Linked DNA regions of Mus musculus: region 2 is linked to region 1. The links are chromatin loops, found by intact Hi-C in ENCODE. Cell type or tissue: left cerebral cortex. All regions are shown on one strand.

The links. Hi-C counts contacts between places; a loop is a spot of excess contacts. Peaks named below come from ENCODE experiments on the same cell type or tissue, not always from the same donor. Only the 100,000 strongest peaks of a DNase experiment are listed, where the experiment ranks them.
Region 2: it touches region 1 in a loop (4-fold over the local background); 3 of 42 quality-filtered maps call a loop at or near these places.

What each region holds. Positions count from the first base shown.
Region 1 is chr7:62,923,012-62,927,011 of GRCm38, forward strand. No RefSeq gene overlaps it. Among named protein-coding and RNA genes, the nearest start is that of A26c2, 100 kb to the left of the region's middle. In left cerebral cortex, a CTCF peak has its summit at 1,840; DNase peaks (open chromatin) are centred at 1,885 and 2,086.
Region 2 is chr7:63,741,087-63,745,086 of GRCm38, forward strand. All of the region lies in intron 11 of Otud7a (OTU domain containing 7A), which reads left to right. Among named protein-coding and RNA genes, the nearest start is that of Gm39023, 110 kb to the right of the region's middle. In left cerebral cortex, no CTCF peak of the experiment used is centred here; DNase peaks (open chromatin) are centred at 1,987 and 2,227.

The DNA.
Region 1 (4,000 bases):
GATTAAAACAACAATTGTAGGAGATTGGGGGTAGTCAAATCATGCAAATTAAGTAGGACTGAAAATGATATTTATATTGATTTTTTTCAAGGACTCTGGCTTTTTAAATCAATACACATTGATTAGCTTCTACATAATCTAAATTAACAGTAAGGTCTACTGCAGTTACCTTTGAACTTTCAGAGTCAGCAAACAGCTTGCAACATTTTCAGTAGGTAGAACGCCACTGGTGTTGGTTCACTGGATAAAACAACAAAAACTGCCCCTCTTCCCCAGTAAAACCACAATTAAATATTCTTAAATAAAGTTCCTTACCTTAAAATGATAAATTATACACAAAAAAATGACTGCTTTCAGAGGCACAACCATAGACATGATGGTTTCAGACAGATGAACAGAAGCGTGTGTGTGTGTGTGTGTGTGTGTGTGTGTGTGTGTGGTGTGGTGTGATCTTGCATTTAGGGTTGAGGGCCCAGCCCCTGGCAATCCTCAGTGCAGGACTATCCTACCAAAATTGTATAGTTATCCTAATTATACCTCGACTTACACTATCTGCACCACCCCAGTGGTAATCTGCAACAAACTTGAGTTCTGTCCCAGAGAAACCAGCAGATGCAATATCTACCTAGGCAGGCACAGTGTTTCAGGCCTCTCTAAGCACTTTCTAGAATGTCTGGTCCTGTAAGTTTTGCTAACCAAATTTACCTTCTTCAGATCGAGTGATGACACTGGGTCAGGGATATTTAACAGAACATTACCCTGATTGGGGGGGGGGGGGGAGGAACCATTAGAATTCACCTTCCAGAGTTGCCAAAAGAATCACACAGGCCCCAAACCCCTCAGCATGAGAACACGTTGCAGGTGTGTAACTGTAGGTTTCTTGGTGTTTGTTCATCTTCCCCAGTCAACAGTTTACACATCCACATTAATAAATCAATTTGCTTGAATATCTATTTAAGTGCAAACTTCATATTGCATATCAAAGCTGTACTTGCCACCTAAGGCAAAGGTTTTTCTACTGCAGTAAATGTTCACTTACACGAAATCCCTTGCAGTATTCTGAAAGGCCTCAAGTCTTCCATCATATCGACATTTATATACAGATCCATTTTTATGTGAGAAAAGGATGGGCATGATTGAATACAGATGGATATTCAACTTGCTAAGTGAATATAAAAACATCTGGATGCACATATGCAGGACTCCCTTGTGTCTGCCCATGCTGAGGTGGCCACGAGGACGATGGCCTGGCAGTTTTCACTTTAGATCTCAAGCAGCCTGACGCCCAGATGGTGACATAGCAGGCATTCTAGGCAAAGGTCAGCCAGACTTCTGTCTACTTCCCATGCAGGGTCACAGGTTTGTCTACAGACATTTCACATCTACATGGGTGTCTAAGTCCAGAGCTTTAGAATCGAACCTCTATACCTGCACTGCTAGGAGTTCATTGCACAGAAAATAATGTAGAATGAAGCCTTTGTCTGGAAAGATGCTCAACAAGTGGAAGTGTTCTAAACGCAGGTCTTTGCAGAAGCTTCTTTTCAGTGAACAGGTCAGGACTTTTTACTACGGCTCCCTAGGGCCAGTTCCATATGGGCAGAACTACATGAGTATAGAAGACCAAAACTTGATTGCTTCGGTCCTGATGCCAAACCCACACATGTGTTCTTACAGAGGTCCAACTGCAGTACTCTGTACAGAAGCCCGCAATACCAAACCTCAGACAGTTTTTTGTTTTGTTTTGTTTTTGTTTGTTTGTTTGTTTGTTTTTAGTTCACAAAGGACAACAGAGCAATCAACCACTGGGGAATGGTCCTTCTGAGAGAAGGGTGCAATTGCTATATTTACCACAAGTGGGTGCTATTGTACAGCCTATCCTGAGACACAGTTTTAAAAACTGAGCCCAGAGAATAAGCATCTACTTGAGATGTGTATTTACATATTTATACATTTATGAACACTGTAAATTCATTTAAAAATATAAATATATGCCTATGAGTGTAGACAGAAATACTTCCTTCCCAAGTCTGTGTACGCTGTGGATTCCATCTAAGTCAAATTCCGGCACATTTTACCCCAATGATATCTCCAAATCCCTGTGACATCACAGACTTGGAAGCAAGGCAAAGCTCATCAACTCACCCTTATATATAGGTTCAGGGAACTGAACTTGGTCCTGGGCAAAAGCAGCAATGTGTTCTTGATCTCTGAGCCACCTCTCCAGCTCCATGAAAACACGTTTTTGGTTTTTTTTTCAACTTTCTGCCTTGAAACAAAATGTCCACAAGCCATGAATGCTGACACACCCTAAAGTCTCGGCTAAGTGAGGGTCAGGAAGCAGGAGAATCACATGAACATCAAAAGTTGGAGGTCAGACTGGGCAACAGAGACCACTTCTCTAACCAACAGACATTATAAATACATTTAAACAAAACACATGCAAACTTAGAGAAAATATTAGAATCATGCGTAAAAATATAAGAAGTTCAAGATTGTTACATAAAAAGAATATTTTATGGTGAGGAAAATGCCCTCATATTAATTCTGACACTGGTAAATAACCTAAGGAAGCAATTCCAAAACTAGAAGCATGACTCGGCAGCAGACTTGTGAAAATACTTCAAGAGAATTTTTTCTTCTTTCCAAATACATGGGCAGTTGTGTTGTGTATCTACACCTCATTGGAACCAACACAGTAGTACTTAATTTCCTTGATAACTGTGTACTTTATAATTACTCCTTTGGAGGTAACACAATGGTTACATGGTTACACAAACACAAATGGCAACATCTTTTTTTTTTTTTTTTTTTTTTTTTTTGCAGTTGTAGCAGTTGAACCCGTTGACTTAGCATCCAAGGCAAGCACAGAGATACAGCACGTTAAGTCTACTTCTTCTACTATCTCCTGTTGTTAAACATACAGGAAACATGCCCTCAAACACTGCTGAGGAGTAGGTATTGATACAGCCTGTCCAGAGAACAGGCTGCCAATTAAACTCACTGATTTACTATTGGGGATTTATGCTGGAGAAGTAAGCAAGCATGAACCAGTCCAAAGATTAACTGTGACCCTATTCATAGCACAATTGATTATAACACAAACCCTTTGGAACAAAACCTAATGTCTTTTTTTTCCTCCATTAATTTGTTTATTTATTCACTTTGCAGTCTGATGGCGGGCCCCTTCCTTCCTCTCCTCCAAGTTGCATGCTCATACCTCCCCTCATTCAGAGAAAAGAACCCTCCTGGGTACCCACCTACCCTGTCCTGACAACAGGACTAAGAGCATCCTCTCCCACTGAGGCCAGACAAAGCAGCCTAGCTATAGGAAAGGATTCCAAAAGCTCACAACAGAGATAGAGACAGTTCCTGCTCATATTATTGAGGGACTCACATATTGGATTCTTAGTTTGAAACTGTGTCATGTAAGCTTTCCTTGCTTCATAAGCATTGGTTCTATTTGATTTTTCGGTATTATATCTACTGAGGAGGCAGAACCCAGCACTGACTATGAATGTGATTCTCATGCCTGGCAGACATGGTCTTGGTCAGAAAACAACAGAGCATTGCCCACTAGTTAAATGACAGAGGAAATCCTAAGCTCTGTAGTCGACTATTAAGCTAGATTCAATTTCCCCCTAGCAGGAATCACTAAGGCCAGCTATTATTAGACGGACATATTTTCCTCAGAAGTGCCTTATCTCTTTCATCTGGTGCCATTCCCTGGCCTTTGAATGACCACAATTGAGTTCTGTCAAGCAAACCTAGAAAGGCTATCAATTACCTTCTCTATGTACATATACATGGCAGCCAGCTCTCTCTGATGGTTGGTACACAGCTGATTTTGTGTCTAAGAAGAGTACTAGCTGCACTTTCACACACCTGGACCATACTGTAAATATTGCCTTGTATACTCCCCAAGGACTTCTAGGTGAGAATTCTGCTGAGAGGAGAACATGTCCCTGCTGGAGGACTGTGCCCTTTCATCTGGTAAGTGTGC
Region 2 (4,000 bases), 820 kb after region 1:
GAAGAAGAAGAAGAAGAAGAAGAAGAAGAAGAAGAAGAAGAAGAAGAAGAAGAAGAAGAGGAGGAGGAGGAGGAGGGGGAGGGGGAGGGGGAGGGGGAGGGGGAGGGGGAGGGGGAGGGGGAGGAGAAGGAGAAGAAGAAGAAGAAGAAGAAGAAGAAGAAGAAGAAGAAGAAGAAGAAGAAGAAGAAGGAAGAAGAAGAAGAAGAAGAAGAAGAAGAAGAAGAAGAAGAAGAAGAAGAAGAAGAAGAAGAAGAAGAAGAAGAAGAAGAAGAAGAGGAGGAGGAGGAGGAGGAGGTCCCTTGGCGTCACCATCCCCATCCCACCCATAACGCCAGACTACTTGCCTGTCCTGGCTTTTTCCCTCACGGCACACCCTTCTTCAAGAGCTTCCAGGGAAGCTAGGAAGCATCATGATAGTTTAAATGGGAATTCCCCCAAAGGCTCACGTTTGAATACTTGGTCCTCAGTTGGCAGAACTGTTGCAGAAGATTAGAAGGTATGGATTTGTTGTAGGAGGTGTGTCACTGGGGTTAGGCTCTAAGCTTTTAAAAGGCTTGTGAATCCCAGAGCTCTGGATCTGTCTCACGGTTGTGGATCAAGGTGTGAGCTCTCAGCTGCAGCCTGGACTATAACACTCTGAAATAGTAAGCCACGTTACTCACTTTCCTTTCTAAGGCATTGGTCATGGTGTTTTATCACAACAACAGCAAAGTAACTAAGACAGGCACCGCCCACTGAGGACTAGTCAGAGCTTCAAGGTCACTGTAGCTTCCCATTCGAGCCTTTACATGATGGAGAGCTGCTGCAGAAGAAGGTACACTGCATGAAGCTCTGCTCACTGAGCCAACACAAGAGCTATGTAGGAGGAGACATGGCCACTTGTCAACAGCTTCCATTGTCAGCCCACCCAGCGCCTGGTCATACTTCAGAACAGGCTCGGGTGGGTCACTGGCCAGCCAGCAGCACGAGAGGGCATGAATGCAGGCCTCCCCACTCCTGCTTATGGTTTCTTCAACATGTATTTGCTTGATAAATAAGATGCAACTATGATATACGTCTTGAGAGCCTTCACAGAAGAAATGGAGAGGGCACTCACTTCCTGGGGCCATGGCACCACAGTGGCTCTCAGGCCTCAGGAGAAGGCCACGGGAAAGATGTGCTTGGGACTTGCTGCCACACTCATGTCTCCCACCATGCTCACCCAACTGGGACCAAAGACAGGTGGGATCCTGAGTACACCCCAGGGAGACCCAGTGTATGCCATTCCAGCCAGTGGCAGGAGTGTCGTAGGACCACTGCAGCTCATCTTCCCTTCTTGATAGAACTCTTTACCTATGTAGTGAGCATGGTTTATATTGTATTTTATCATATGAGAAGTTGTTTCATGGCTCCAGTGCAGTAGTCAGGGTGGACCGACTCTCAGCACCTCTAGATAAGCAATGACCACCCGTCAAACCCTACGTATAAAAGACTTGAAGTCATGTGCCACCTGCCCAACAAGTGTATGTAGTTGGGCTAGAACCATTCTCAAGACCAAGAGAACCCTGGGGATTGATGGGTGAGGTAGTTAGTTGTCTTAGTTAAGGTTTTGTTGCTGTAAAGAGACACAATGACCATGGAAACGCTTGTAAAGAAAAACATTTGGGGATGGATTACAGTTCAAAGGTTTAGTTCACTATCATCGTGGCAGGCAGACATGGTGCTGAAGAGGCGGCTGAGAGTTCCATATCTGGGTCTGCCGGCAGCAGGAAAGGAACTGTGACCCACTAGGCCTGGTTTGAGCTTCTGAGACCTCAAAGCCCACCCTCTGGTGATGCACTTCCTCCAACAAGGCCACGCCTCCTAATAGTGCCCCTCCTTATGGACCTGTGAGAGCCATTTTATTCAAACCTCCACAATGGGTATTATATAACCCAGCCCCCTAAGAGGGAGCCAGGCAGCTTTATAGGTAGGAATGTGTCCTGCTGGCCAAGTCTTTGTTGGAAAGGTTCCCTGAGTCTTGTGGACATGGCTCTAGAAAGTTAAAGATGAAGGGGGGGGTGGCATCCTCTGGAAGGTAAGAGCCATTTGAAACTCATGGAGTGTCCCTCAGATTCAAGGGACCTATTATTACTACATTTAGTGGCTTCTATCATAGAATAACTTGAGGGCTTGGATCTTTGAGAACCCACCAAGTATCACTTTAAAAAGTTGCCTTTGGCTGTAACAGATGGAAGGAGTAGGTGGTGACTGGGCACCAGGAAACACATGTATCAAGTAGGTGACAGACCATCTGATACAGCATACACTGGCCAAGGAAGTTACTGTGATGAATCAAGTCAGAAACCTCTGAATAGCTAGGGCCCAGAAGTTTCTCCTTTTAAAAGTAAGGCCATGGTCCTACAATCTCCTTCAGGGACAAATATCCAGGGCGCAAAGACCTAGATCAAATCATTGCAATCAGGCCCAACTCACAATACTTCAAATCAGACTTTTCAACTACAATTGTGAAGAGACACGTTCAGTAGAAACCATACTTGGGATTTTGAGGTTTGATCCAAATAGGCCCACCTCCCTCAAGCTCCACCCTCTCCCTCAAATCCGCCTTCTCCTGCACCACCCTGGAGTTCAAACCTTCAACACCCCAAGGGCCATGTCCTAGTTTAGTTTTCTATTACAGTGATAAATACTATGACCAAAAGCAAGCAACTTTGGGAAAGTGGTTAATCTGTCATTCACCTTACAACTCTCCATCACAGAAGGAAGTTAGGACAGAAACTTGGGGCAGGAACCAGGAGGCAGGAACTGAAGCAAATGCCATGGAGGAGTGCTGCTGGCTGGCTGGCTCTACACAGCCTTCTCACCTTGCTTTCTTATACCATCCAGAAACACCTGCCAAGGGTAGTACTACCACCTATGGATTTGGCCCTTACACATAAATCACAATCAAGACAATATCCCATAGGCATGCTTACATTCAAATCCGATAAGGGCATTTTCTCCACTGAGGTTCCCTCTTCACGGATTACCCTAGCCTGTGTCAAGCTGAACAAAAAGGGGGGAAAAAAAGCCAACCAGCAAAAATGTATCCTTTCTGAACTTGACACACACACAAAAAAAAAAAAAAAAAAACACATCAGTATTAATCCATAACCTCTCTTTTCCTGTTTGTCCCCAAAATTGTTACTATTAATATAGAACATAATATGACCTTAAAGGTCCTACAGTCCTTAAAAATTCAAACATATTAACTTCAAGTTTTCTTTAGTATCCAAAGTCTCTCCACTGTGGGCTCCGATAAAATTAAAACTAAGTTACATACTTCCTTATTCCAAGAGGTACCACTAGGTACGTTCACAATCAAAGCAAAAACCGGATTTCAACACTGTTAACTCAGTACCCAACATCCGGGATTCACTAATGCTTGTCTGTGCTCCGAAATGCCTGGGCAGCTCTACTTCACCACTGCCATCCGGTGCACACAGCTTGTCCCATAGGCTCAGGCTAGCACTGTTCCACGTCTGCCGCTGTCCTTGGTGCTCACACCACAGCCCTGGCATCTCTAACATGCTGGTGTCTCCATGGCAGTTGGTCCGTATATCCACCAATGGCCTCCACTGGCCTCTCTTCAGGGACCCTGACCCTGCCACATGATGCCAAGCCTTGACCCCTTCAAACCCTGCAGCTTTCACCTCACGAAACTCAGCATCATAGGAGACTCTTACACGTTACCACATTCAGCTTCCAGCTTGAGATGCAGCCTTGGCTCACTCTGGACCACAGCCTCTGTGTGATGACCCTGAAGAAATACTTCCAGGAGATTTCACCTCTATGATGCTGGTGTCTTACTAATCACAGCTGACTTCTCAGCCCCAACTAAACAGCGTCAATCCCAGTAAAGCAAAGGCTTCATTTCCGTGGCTCTGGTCTCTTGTTAATCATAACTGATTCTTCATCTACAGGTGACCAAGAACTACAGGTTCTTAATTCAAATATATTTATCACATGAGTGGCCTTAATA